Linked DNA regions of Homo sapiens: all the other regions are linked to region 1. A link is a contact called in ENCODE Hi-C or POLR2A ChIA-PET data. All regions are on one chromosome and are shown on one strand. The core of a region is the stretch at or near the end of the contact, and the rest is flanking DNA. Distances in the headings are between cores, read along the strand shown.

Region 1 (4,212 bases), core at 484-2,983:
GTTCTTTCCTGGCCTTCTGTACAGATAATGACATCGAAAATGATATGAGAGCCACATCCTAAGTGAAAAGAGTTCTTTGTCAAATATAATTATTCTAAGACAAGCTAGCAGCCTTCCAACTACAGTTGATTTTTAAATTTATTTATTTGTCTTCTGGAGAAATAACCGTCCCGCCTGCTTCCAAAATGGAACATTTAGCTTGTTCTTTGCTGGCTACTTTGCGGCAAAAAGTATGAATCACAGATAGAAGAAAAACAAACTATAAAAAAAATGGTGTTTTTGCTCTTGAAAGTCTAAATTATAGAGCTACTATTTCTTAATCGTTCACCGTGAGGCAGCGATGTCAGGAAATCTGGGGAAGGAGTGAAGCAGTGAAAACGTGGAACACGTGAAAATGTCCGAGCTTGAAACAAAATACGGTAGTGGTGTGTGCACCGGGGTGGGATCACCACCCTTATCGAGTGTTGACATCATTGCATTCTCCAAGGAGAACTGTCACTGCTACCTTTTAAGGTACATCACAAAGCCAGTGGCTCCTTCACATGTCACCACCCTTCAGGAACCAAGCTAGGTTCTCCAAATTCACTTGAGTCTGGCTTAAGCCAATGTGGTTTTTTTAAAACGAGTGTTGGTAGCTTTAAATACACACACAGGTCCACGTGTCTCTGATCACACACTTGTTTCTACCGTTTTAAACTCCCTTTGGGGACTTGGGGGTGAGGGGCAATTTCTGAGCATTTGTGGGGGAAAAAACCATCCACTACATTAGGGGGTTAAGAAAGGTAAATGGGTGATAACTCTAACCACCAGATAGGAGTGTTTATTTCCATGAGTTTTCATTTCTATTTTCTCAAGGCTAACCCCTGCGTGAACACCTCCCCTCTAGCAGGACGCTGCGCGTGGCCCCCGTCCCCACCTGTCCACGCGAGGCGGGCCTCACCTGAGCGGCCGGGCACGCCCCGTCCCCGAACGGCCACCCACCCCGGGTAGGCACGCGTCACCTGTCCATCCACCTCGCTACCTTCTCTCTGCCACCAAAAGGCTTACGAAAATAAGGCGCAGGGGGTCTGGGAGACCCCATCACCAGGACTCAGCTTCTCTAAACGCGGGGTTGGGGGTCCAGGGACCCCCCCGTGCGACCCGCATGGGCTGTACCCGAGGGCGGGGGATAACGACATCCCCTGGGGCCTCGGCGACGACGCCGCCCGGCGGCGGGGGCCGCGGGGCCGCGGGCCGGGGCGGCGAAGACCCTGCGCCGCGCCCACGGGCGAGCGCGGCCCGGCAGCCCCGCGGCCCCGCGCTGGGCCTGGCCGCGGGCGGGCGGGGGGCGCGAGGCAGGGGACGGGGGCGCGGAGCCCGGCCAGGAGCGCCCGCGGCGGCGGGACCCGGCGGGCGGGCGGCGCGCAGGGCGATCCCGGAGCGGCTCCGGGAAATCCAGCCGGGTTTTGACTCCGATCGCCAACGGTGCCCGCAGCCGGCGAATGTAACAAAGAACAGTCGGCATGGCGGCTGGACCGGGGCGGCGCGCGGCTGCCGGGCGCGGGGGGCGGGGGGCAGCGGGCCCAGGGCGCGCCGGGGCTCGCGGGGGCAGCGGGTGCGGCCCGGGGCCGGCGGGGCGCACGCCGGGGCGGGCGGCGGGCGCAGGGCCCGGAGCTTTACCTGCCTTTGGAATGTGCAGAGCGGGATCGGATCCGGACTCCGGGTTGCGATCCGCTCCGGAAACTGCGCAGCACCGGAAGCCGGGGGGCGGCGGCGGGGCATGGCGGGACTTGTAGTCCGCGGGCGGGCGCGGGGGGCGCAGGCGAGACCCTGGCGCGGCCGGGGGTCCTGCGGGTGGGACTGCGGGGCGCGGGCGGCGTGGACGGGGCAGCGGGCGCGCGCGGGGCGGGTCTGGCCGGAGGGAATTCCGCGCGCGGCCCCCCTCCCACGTGGCACGGCCCTGCCGCCCACGCGCGCGGGCAGCTCCCTCTCCACCTCTCCTCGGACGCGTTTCTTGCGGAGTTGGGGAGTGGTGGCGGTGGGTGGGTCGAGTTTTTCTCTAGAACAGGCCTGGGACTTGCCCCCACTCACGGTGACCTCTGGATTTGGCCGGCGGGGCCCTGGGACACGAGCTCTGTGCCCGCGAGGGGAGTCTGGCCTGGCGGGCTCCGCCACGCTACCGGTGAGCACCGGGCCAGCCGCGGACCTGGCTCTCCATTCTTCCCCGGGGGCCTGTGTGGCCTCTCTTGACCCCCTCCACCAAGTGTGTGTGCCATCACAAAACGTGAGACGGAGAAGGGACAGACTTTTCACCTTAGTCCTGGCCGCCCATATTCAGAGAGGCCGACTGTCTTGTTCATTGCTGCCTGGCAAAAACCTACATTCATAAAGAGAAGTGATGAACCGGGGAAAATGATTTTAAATTGATGCCACAAAAGGGCTCGTTTCCCTCATGTACGTGAAACTCTTGTGAACCAATAAAAATATATATGTATATAGAAAAATGAGCAAAGTGTGTGGATGGACAGTTCGTAGGAAATTCAATGGTTCTTAAGCATATGAGAAGCTATTCAACTACGCTGCAATAAGAGAAAAAAAGTCGCAGTGGGATCATTTTTATTAGATTAGCAAAGATTTTTTAAAACGTTTAATACAACCTGGGCAACATAGCCAGACCTTGTCTCTAAAAAACTTAGCTGGGCTCGGTGGCACGTGCCCGTAGTCTCAGCTACTCAGGAGGCTGAGGCAGGAGGGTCACTTGAGTCCCACAGTTTGAGGCTGCAGTGAGCTGTGATCGTGTCACTGCACTCCAGCCTGGGCAACAGAGTGAGACCCTGTCTCAAACAAAAACAAACAAAAAAAAGTTTTAATAGCATAATTTTGAAGAAACTAGAGAAACAAGCTCCTTTACGGGTAGGAGAATAAATTAGCGTAGTTTCCATTCAGATATTTGTGGATATCCATAAAAATTCTAAATGCACATAGCCTTTGACCCACATGCAGGAATGGTGCCAGAGACGGACTCGCTTGTATGAATGGCATATGTGATCATCACATTTGCTTACATACTACGTGCCATCCCATGGGAAGTGTTGGATGCACCTGGGCACATCCATAGGCTGCAACGCCGGGCAGCCGGAGACAGATTAGGCAAGTGTTGATCTGTGAAGGCTGGTTTCTCTGCCTGGCCCAGCATTCTACAGTGGCTTCCATGTTGCACTATAGTAGGCCATCCCATGGCCCCCCAGACCTTTCTGGAGCATCCCCGGCGTCCACTGTCTCCCTGCTTGTCCCCACCTGCGACTTCATGCCTCCCTCCAGCCTCCTGTCCCTGAAGCCTGTTCCCAAGGCCTTCTGTACTCTATCTTCAAACACTTCCCAGGTTTTCCACAACCTTCTCTGTATTCAGGTCTCCGCCCAACCCCACTCCCACCACCACCACTACAGCTAATGGACATTCCCTCTATACACGCACCTCCAGTGACATCACTCACAGTTCCAAAATGGCCAGATGACTGGTTCTGTGGGCCTCAGGACATGAAACAGTCCTCGGCATATGTGAATAAAAGGTTGTTTACACTAAAAAAGTGACAGGTCCACAGCAAGTGCGAATAACTGAAAGTAAACCAAAGACTTCAACCTCCCCCAGGCCATTTCTCCTATTACTACATACAGCCCACGGCTGGAATTCACTTACACAATAATCGTCATATCTCGTCTTCAAGAGGATTGTCAATGTGTCCACTATAATCCTTCAGAACAATCTAGAAATAATACCTCTTAAGGCAGATTCATCTCCAAAATGTTAAAAGAAAAAAAAAAGTTTTATCTTAAAGTGTCAAATTTTCATTATTAACAATTAATGCAATATACAACTTTGAAAAATGGGCAGAAAGAAAGAAAAAACAACTATAAAGGTTGTTATTGAGGAAAATGGAAAATCTGAACGTGAACAGTGATACCGGATAATAGTATTGGATCAATGTTAAATTTCCCAAGGGTGATCATTGTATTGAAAGTATGGTAGCCCGTGCCATTCATTGTTCTCACCAAATTGTTCTGAAGGATTTAGGGTGAAATATTGTGATATCTGCAAACGTGACAGAGACCGAGAGAGAGCAGATGTGGCAAAACTGGTGAATCTAGGTGAAGGCTATATGGGTTGTTCCGTAGGTTTGAAATTAAAAATAAATGAGTTGAAAATTTAAAAAACAACAGACAAGAGCTTCCATG
Region 2 (4,212 bases), core at 1,091-3,590, 110 kb before region 1:
ATGTACATTCCTAACAAGAACCTCAGGCTCAATACAGTCAATAATTAACCTAAAGGAATCAGCTTCACAAAGAGCCAGGGTTTGACCAACTTCTCAGAAAGATCAGCCACTGCTGCACATGGCAAAGCCCCAACCTACTCTACCAGGCCCAGCAGAGCACAGGAGGTGAAATGCTTCCTGCTAGGCGATGCTGACCTCGACCTAGCCACCTGACATGCCACCACCTGTCTGCTTTGGGCAGGGTAGGAAAGGCTTCCAGTTAAAGTACAAAACACTTTTCAACCAAGCTATGCAATATCCTAAGTGATCCACCTTAAGTGGAGAAAGCCTCCCTCCAACCAGGCCACCCAAGAAATAAGGGACTGGTCGCTAGAAATAACAGAAGATCCTAAGGATGTGAGCTGGTGAGTCAGTCCAGGTAGGTGCTTGTTTACTTTGCTCTTCCAATATAAGAAAGTGGTGTGAAAATTTTCACTGATGATTAAAGCTCACACACATCCCCAAGAGATAAAACGAATGCCCCTATGGAGAGGGTTCCCTTTCAGAACCTAACCACTGGCTGGTATTCAAAGTGGTTTGGATTTCATCAAAATAACCACAGCACCCCTCCTGGCCTGAGAAGTTCCCAGAATCTGAGGCAGGGGAGAAAAAGTGCACAGCCTGGGCCAGCATCTCACCTTTGAACTAGTGGTGATTTGATGACACTCGTCACCACTCTACTGGTGTTTCCAAGAAACACTGGATTTGAGGGTTACGGCAAAAAGCCACCACTATCTCTGCTGTGTAGTCTCCTAGCCAAGGACGAAAATGCAAAGGGAGAGGACAGGCCTCTCATCCACAGAGGCGTCACAGTCACGGTATGGGGCTGCAGCACGCACTGCCACCCCAGACACAGGCATCACAACGATTCTGCAGAAAAGCTGGGGCTTAGCGGCCCCATCACTCAATCAGCCGAGCATTCGAAACCAGGTCTGCCAGGCAGCAAAGGCTAAATGGTATTTTAAAAAGGTGTCGCTTCTGAGTGTATGTGTTCAAGGAATCTCTAGGTAAAATACAAGCATAGCTTCCATGTAGAAGGTAAGCTTCATTAAAGGATAAATAATTAAAACGTGCTAAATTGAGCCTTACATATGAACCATCAAAATCAACTGTAAACAGTGAAATCTACAACAACAAAGAGGTACTGTTCAAGAACATTCTCCCTACCTCTCAAATTATGCACAGACGACAACCGACCCACCGAATTTAACACGGGCGGCTCTGCGTCCTTCCCATTCGTCTTTGTTACCTTGAACACTCCTGCTAGGTAGGTACAGGCAGGTTCCATTCTGACTTTTGGACTGGGAAACTGGGGTGCAGGAGGGCCCCATGGCACGGCCACAGAACTTGAATGCAAGGCCCTTCCCTAGCGGGTCGGTCTCGAAATTAAGTCAGCTAAAACGAGAGTGTGCGGCGAGGAAGCGCTGGGCGGACGGATCAACACCCCGGGCCCCGTGCCGGACCCCACTGCCAGGCCCGAGCCCCGGAGCTCCACCGCGCAAGCGCCGGGCGCCCGGGAAGCCTCGCCCGAGCCAAGCCGAAGCTTCCGACCGAAATAATTACAGTCTTACACCAATTTGTGTTCCAACGTAAATTACTAAGTAAGTCGAACGGAGGCTAACTCCACTCACAAAGCCCAGAGGCCCACATGGCAATTTTTCTAAGCCCTGCGCAGACCGCAGCGCCCCGGTGGGTCCCGGGCGGGCCGGACGCGCCTCCCAAGGGCGCGGGTCCGAGGCGCAAGGCGAGCTGGAGACCCCGAAAACCAGGGCCACTCGGGGAGTGTCAGGAAGCACGACTGGGCGCCTTAGGACGTCCGGGCAGACGCGGCCCCCGAGGAGCCCCAGAGGAGCCCCAGAGGAGCCGCCTGACCCGGCCCCGACGTGCGCGATCGAGCCCGGGCTCGCCAAAGCCCCCGCGCCCCTCCGGCCCGGACAGGCCGAGTGGACATTGTCGGAGCCCCGCGGCCTCGCCGGCAATTGGTTTCCCCCCCGAAGCTGCTCCGGGGGTGAGTTCGGGAGAGAGAGGCAGGACCCCGGGACCAGAGCACCCCGACCCCGACCCCAGCCCGGGCCCCAGCCGCCCCAGCGCCCCGCCCGGGCCGCTCACCTGTCGTCGACGTGCAGGCTGGGCGAGCACTTGATGGCCAGCCAGGTCTTCCAGTGGACATGGCGCACCTTGTACACCTGCCCGAAGCCGCCCGAGCCCACCTTCTCCCAGCCCGTGAACTCGCCCGCGTCGAAGGTGCGCAGCAGCGCCAGGGCCCATGGGGTCCCGCCGTCGCCCTCCATCGCGCACGTCTAGCCAGCGCCGCGGCGGCTGCCCAGGTGCCCAGGTGCGCGCTCCGCCCTGTTACGTCACTTCCGTAGGTCGTCCCGCCCCCAGGCCCCGCCCACTTACCCGCCCCCCGGGCGCCCTCTCTGCCAGCGCCCGGTGACTGCGGACGGATGAATAGACGCTGCGGGTCACTGCGCTCTCCCCTGGGTGAGCAGAGCTTCTCACGCTTCTCACGGGTCTCGACGTGCGCATCAGCTGCCCTGCTTTTCTTTGCTTTTTTTTTTTCCTTAATTGCGGAGTCACATGCAGTTGTAAGAAATCATTCACTTTGCCTAGTTTCCCCCAGTGTTACCACTTTGCAAAACTTTGCCAAAAAAAAAAGTCCAATCTCACAACCAGGATATTGACTTTGATACAGTCACCGATCTTATTCAGTTTTGCCGTTTTACTCGTCTTCCTTTGCATGTATTAGTTTTACACAATGTAATCATCTGTGTACCTTCCCGTATCCACCCCCACCTGGCCACTCCTGTGGCGATTTTACAGCCGCACCCCGGAGCCCTGGCATCACTAATCTTTCCTCTATTTCTAAAATTGTTTTATTTCAGAAATGTTATGTTTAGATACAGGAATCATACAGCGCCTAATTTTTTGAAATTGGCTTTCTTCACTCGTTAGTCTAATTCCCTGCAGGTTCACGTCTTGCTTTTTTACACGAGTTTCCTCTCAGAAAGTAACTTTTTTTAAAAAATTACCCAACAGCAAATCTAAAGTCCATTTCAAATGCAAGAGTTCCCTCATCCTTTCCTAAATAACAGCCTCTTTTTACAGGTAGAACAGATGGTTTGAAAAGGAAAGATTTTTTTTTCACATATGGGGAAAAAAAATTCCCAGCCTTGGAAGGATATTTGGGTTAGAGGCCGAAGTGCATCACAGATCACGCACGCGTCCACACCTCAGAAAACACTCACTCATTCCTGAGACGCAACGGTGAGTGAAGGCTTATTTTTGGCCACAGGAGATTAATAATGAAGACAGGAGGGCGGAGCTAAAGGAGAGGGTATTTTAACGACATTAACTGTGTTTTTGTGTTAGTAACTCGGAAAGAGAGAGGCTGCCCCAAGTCAGCGCATTGAAAGCCGCAGACCTAGTGTCTCCAGGCTCCCCCTTCCAAACGGGCGCGGACCTTCTTTCATAGCCTGTAGCGGGGAGCCGCGTCTCCCCACTGCCTCCCCACTCCCATCCGGCCGCTCTTTGGAGGGAACTCACACATCCCAACATGACGATGCTTGCTCGGGGGGCCTCCTGGGGGGACCAGGGAGCCACTTCCTTTCCCACATACTCCGGAAATTAAAGTTGGTCTCCTTAAGGCTGGAGTGGCAAATAGTTGTTTTAAGCTTGTCACAAATGTAACTTACATTTGGACTAATGTTTTAAAAAATAATTGGAGTTTTGAATCTACGAAGATACCTTGGAAGTAAACATAGTTATTATTTTGGTGGGAAAAAAATGAATGGACTTGAAAGTGAGTCACCTGTCCTGTTCCCGGGGCTCAGCTCTAGCAAAGTACCTTTCTCCATCTACAGTCTCCGGCACACAGCTCCGCAGCTGGGGGTGACTAAGAGCCCACACCACGCAAGTAATAAAACGCTCCAATTTCATTTATTTAATCATCTGTGTGCTTCATTTGACAAATATTTATGGAGTGTCTGCTGCTAGCTCAGTGCCTGGTGCCTGGGACTGAAGACCAGAGCCCCCTGGAGACCAAAAGAGCCAGCTCCCAGCTGTGAGCAGATCGGGTCCAAAGATCACGGGCTCGGCGGCAGGAACCTGGTTTGGTATCCGGCTCCTCTGCGGACTTTGAAGTGCTTTACCGATTCACATGACAACTGGTAA
Region 3 (4,212 bases), core at 1,200-3,699, 95 kb after region 1:
CCCCAGATGCTTCTTGATCAACAGCTGTTCTGTTCCAAGGGCCTGCTCCTGACTGGTTTTGATCAGCTCTTGGATTTTTATTTTTATTCATTTTTTTTGAAACAGGGTCTTGATCTGTTGCCTAGGCCGGAGTGCAATGATGCCATCTTGGCTCACTGCAACCTCTGCCTCCAGAATTCAAGTGATTCTCCTGCCTCAGTCTCCTGAGTAGCTGGCATCACAGGCGTGTGCCACCATGTCCAGCTAATTTTTGTATTTTTAGTAGAGACGGAGTTTCACCATGACGGACAGGACGGTCTCGAACTCCTGGTCTCAAGTGATCCCCCGCCTCAGCCTCCCAAAGTGTTGGGATTACAGATGTGAGTCCCTGCGCCCAGCCAGTTCTTGGATTTTTAGTCGTTCTGGTTTATATTTGGTTGACTTTGATAAGGCTCCTTATAAAAGGGCACGACCGATAAACCAAAGTGTCTGGATTATTACAGAAAATAAAATTCAGGTAAGAGCCAGATGTTGGCTGATAAAGGGAGTGCCAGGAACCCTCTGGCTCTGTAGATTGTGCCAGAGCCTCAGGGATCACCGGCCGAGCCGGGGCTGCACCCTGCTGCTCAGTCTTCTCTTGTCGCCCTGGGAGAGGGAGATGGTGGGATTGGGCCGGGGGTTAGGAGACAGTGCCACAACAATGCTCTTCGAAATCAAACATGCGAGAAAGCAACGTTTAATTTTGTTTTTCATTTGGCGTATTCACATTTCCGTCTTTTGCTTTTGGTCCATGTTTGCTCTCCTTTCTGTGCTTGTCACGGGCATCTGGTCACTCCCGGCCTACTGCATTCCTACTCTTTCTCATCCCAGTTCAAGCGTGTTCCCCAGGCCAGCCTGCCCCTTGCATCTCTGCCAAGACGTTGTTTCTCACGCACCTGGGAAGGTGTTTCACATGCCCGAACACGCTGAGGGTCAGATGGACCCCAGGGTCTCAGCCGGCCGACCCTAACTTCCCAGGCTGCATGTAAAGCCGTTGTGCAGAGTCTTTTCTGGAAGTAGAGCCTCTTCTCCACTAAGTTATTTTTTCTTTTTAACTTAGGCCTTGCCCACGAGATACTTGATAGTCTTCCAGCTTTTATTTTATCTGTCCACTTTGATCAACTTTGATCAGCATCAGCATGATTTCAAAGTCTTTGTCAAGAAACAGACGCTGGCGTTGGATGAGGCATGGGAAAGATGAAGAGAGTTGGCTGAGAAGGACGTGGTCCCCAGCCCTGTTCTTGAGGCTGGGTCTTTAGGGGGCCAGGAGGTGCGGAGCTGAACGCTTCCCGCCTGAGGCTTCATCCGCCCGCAAGTGCATCAGGACTCTGCTTGCAAAGCGACGATCATTTCCTGGGTTATCAGTCTGGAAGCTGCATCCACAAAGAACAGGAGGCTGTTGGTTTTTGCTCATGCATTCATTCCTTCGTTCATTTGGCATTCCTTGGAGTGCAGCCAGCAGCCACGGGGCGCAGGTGCAGTCCGTTCTGGGCCACACCTGAGAAGAGCTGCAATCCTTGCCTCTTGTTGGAGGCTTTAGGCCCCACCTCGTGTCCTCCTGACCTACCTTTCTGCCTCAGCCCTGCTCTGGCAGCCGGCAGTGCACAGGTGGGGCCTGGCAGCCCTGTGCCTACGCAGCCCCACGTATGTCCTGCTTCTTGCCTCGGGTTTCCCTACTGCCCCTGCGTGGGACTGGCGTCACCATTCTGGGGGACAGGTAGATCTTGAAATGATGAAACATTAATTCCCTGGGGCCAACCTTGACCAGTGAGTGACAAGAGATGGAGGACAAAGGACAAACACTTGCCACTTGTATCTTCCTTCTCAGAGGCTTCTCTGTGGGTCTCCAGGGTCCCCAGCAGGAGGCAGCGAATCCCAGCTGCCCACAGCCTAGTAATCCAGTGTGGGTTCCCTTCTTCCCTGTTTTCCTCCTCCCAGCCCGGACCTGTTCCTGGAATCACTTCCCAGAACTCACCACTAGGCCACAAGCTCTTGTTATTTGAGGAAGGTAGCTAAGGCAGCCACAGGGAGCTCACAGTGTAGGGAGATGGAGCCAGGCACCCAGGAACCATCTCAACCCACGTGGTGAGGGCCACGAGGCATTTCCCAGAGCCTGTGGCACAGAAGAAAGCCAGCCCGGTCCCCTGGGGCAGGTCAGGGGAAGGCTGAACTGGGTCTTGAAGAGGAAGTGGGGGAGGGAGGGACACTCTAGAGCGCAGGAGCAGTGAGTTCAAAGGCCAGGAAATGTGAGGAGGCCGGGCTCCATGGAGACTGGGCCCTATTCTTCTGGTAGATCTGCCCGGATATCCAGCGTGTTTGATTGGACCTGGTTGAGATGAGTTTGGAACTGAAGGCATTTCCTGGCCAAAGTGCAAAGTGACCTTGGAGAGAATTCAGTTTTCCTCAGAGGGGATGAGGAACTCCCACCCTGGGATCAAGCGAGGAAGAACTGCCATCAAGTTTGTGTGTCCTCTACAGCCTCGCTATTCCAGTGTGTGGGCCAGGACAGCAGCTTCCACACCACCTGGGAGCGTGTTGGAAATGCAGAGTGTCAGGCCCCGCCCTGGACCTGTGGAACCAAACCCTGCAGTTTCGTAAGAGCCCAGGGTTTTGAATGCACATTAAAATTTGGGAAGTCCTGTCCTAGGGCACTTTGCAGAAGATGCTTTTGACCGGGCTTGGGGCAGGGCAGCAGAGTTCTGTAAGGGAAAGGGTCTTCGATGAGAGAGGAGAGGAGGGACTCAAAGCACCTGCTGGGAACTGGGGAGGGTAAGGCAGGGGGAGGAGCCAGAAGACGCTGCCAGGTCTCATCCATGGGTGAGGGGTGACAAGCTTCATGGAAATGCAGGGTGGGGGGAAAAGGGGAGGGGGCGATGGGCTCTGCCTGGGGCTGCCCCATCTAAGGTGTCCATGGAGATAGGAAACCAGAGACGTTCACCGGGAGTGATTTTAGTGAATCCTTGCTTCCCTTGAGTCTTCACTGTTTTCCAAATCTTTACAAACCATCTGCTTAATGATTAGGTCTAGAATGTTCTTAGAGATCACTGTCAACATTACCAGACTGAAATTTCTGGAGTCATCTTGTAGACAGTTGGGATATTTATGTTTTCCCCTTTCATTTGCAACTTATATTAAGGTCCCTGCATGGGGCCCCAGTAAATAGCACCCATCTTCCTCACTTGGGTGCTGGAGATGTTAGATATTGGATAAGTTGAATAAGCTGAGTGAAGTAATGAGTACCCAGGGAGCAAACTGTCACGATTTGTCCTGTGAAGGTAAGTTGAGGATGCAGCCTGAGATCTCCTGGTCAAGTTGGGTTGTGAATCGGGTAGATCTAGGCACCCAAGCACTGGCAGGGCTGATGGGGCCGACGGGCTTTCTGCAGGCAGCAGATTCCTAACCATGCCCATCAAATATTCTTCCAGAACTCCTCCTAGGAGCAGGGTAGCCTGGGGTCACTGGAGGCCAGGAGATGGGTGATTAGAGCCCCTGTCCCAAGGAGACGTGGGGTTGGGGGATGCTTTTCCGCTACTCACCTGACTTCTAGATGAAGGTCGGGTGTGTGGTGGGAAAGTTCGCCACACCTGCAAGCTCTGGCAGCATTTCATGCAGGTCCACCTGGGCCCAAAGGCCTGGCCCTAGCAGCATCTGAAGGCATCCCGGTTCTCTAGTCTCTGCCCCACTCTGGTCCCTGCAGACTGATTTTACCTTGTGCACCGCTGTCTTTAGTGAGGAGATTATGAGCAAAGTCAGAATAGAGGATGGAAGCCCTGAGCTCCAAGGACGGCTGTCCCCAAGCTCCTGACCCTGAGGAGACACATGTGCTGCGTGCTGGGCACTGGATAGTCCTGGTCGTCTCCAGCTGGTCCTAGGATCTTGGACAAGTCTCCATCATCCTGGAGCCCTGCAGGGCCCTCCTGAGGCAATGGGGGCCCAGCTGCCCTTGGGACTCCTCCAGCCGCCGCTCTCCAGGGTCCTGTCCTCTGCTTCTCTCAGGCCAGTGTGGGCAGCACCTGCCAAGCCCTGCTGCTCTCGGCCACCTCCCGGCTAGGAACATGTGCTTGGGCCTCCACCTGTTGATTTTTGAAAAATTATTATTTTTATTATTTTCTATTTTCTTTTTTTTTTTTCTGAGACGGAGTCTCACTCTGTCGCCCAGGTTGGAGTGCAGTACCACGATCTCAGCTCACTGCA

The links. Hi-C counts contacts between places; a loop is a spot of excess contacts on that map. ChIA-PET counts read pairs that join two places held with the same protein, here RNA polymerase II (POLR2A). Pooled maps may share reads with other maps.
Region 2: a map of naive thymus-derived CD4-positive, alpha-beta T cell shows a loop between it and region 1 (3-fold over the local background). The contact joins the promoter of RIPK4 here to the promoter of PRDM15 in region 1. A Hi-C loop is called at or near these places in 2 of 168 maps with a recorded cell type or tissue (ascending aorta and naive thymus-derived CD4-positive, alpha-beta T cell), 1 of 37 single-sample maps with no recorded cell type and 6 of 50 pooled maps. POLR2A ChIA-PET finds 5 or more read pairs at or near these places in 5 of 52 experiments (Caco-2, MCF 10A, OCI-LY7 and 2 more).
Region 3: a loop to region 1 is called in a pooled map, with 4 times the contacts of the local background. The contact joins the enhancer-like site here to the promoter of PRDM15 in region 1. A Hi-C loop is called at or near these places in 5 of 50 pooled maps. POLR2A ChIA-PET finds 5 or more read pairs at or near these places in 5 of 52 experiments (A673, H1, HepG2 and 2 more).

The regions. Positions count from the first base shown.
Region 1 is chr21:41,877,611-41,881,822 of GRCh38, forward strand. PRDM15 (PR/SET domain 15) reads right to left here and starts at 1,734. Exons shown (of 24, transcript NM_001040424.3): 1 at 1,660-1,734. RefSeq lists enhancers at 558-607, 1,608-1,657 and a silencer at 1,808-1,857.
Region 2 is chr21:41,764,712-41,768,923 of GRCh38, forward strand. RIPK4 (receptor interacting serine/threonine kinase 4) reads right to left here and starts at 2,341. Exons shown (of 8, transcript NM_020639.3): 1 at 2,149-2,341. The coding sequence starts at 2,330. LOC102724800 (a long non-coding RNA gene) reads left to right here and starts at 2,456. Exons shown (of 5, transcript XR_937745.3): 1 at 2,456-2,523; 2 at 3,148-3,306; 3 at 3,903-4,212. RefSeq lists enhancers at 1-53, 3,958-4,212.
Region 3 is chr21:41,972,107-41,976,318 of GRCh38, forward strand. No RefSeq gene overlaps it. Among named protein-coding and RNA genes, the nearest start is that of C2CD2, 20 kb to the left of the region's middle. Within about 2 kb of position 2,450, at least 4 of the 41 ENCODE cell types and tissues checked have a DNase peak (open chromatin) inside an H3K27ac peak, as active enhancers do.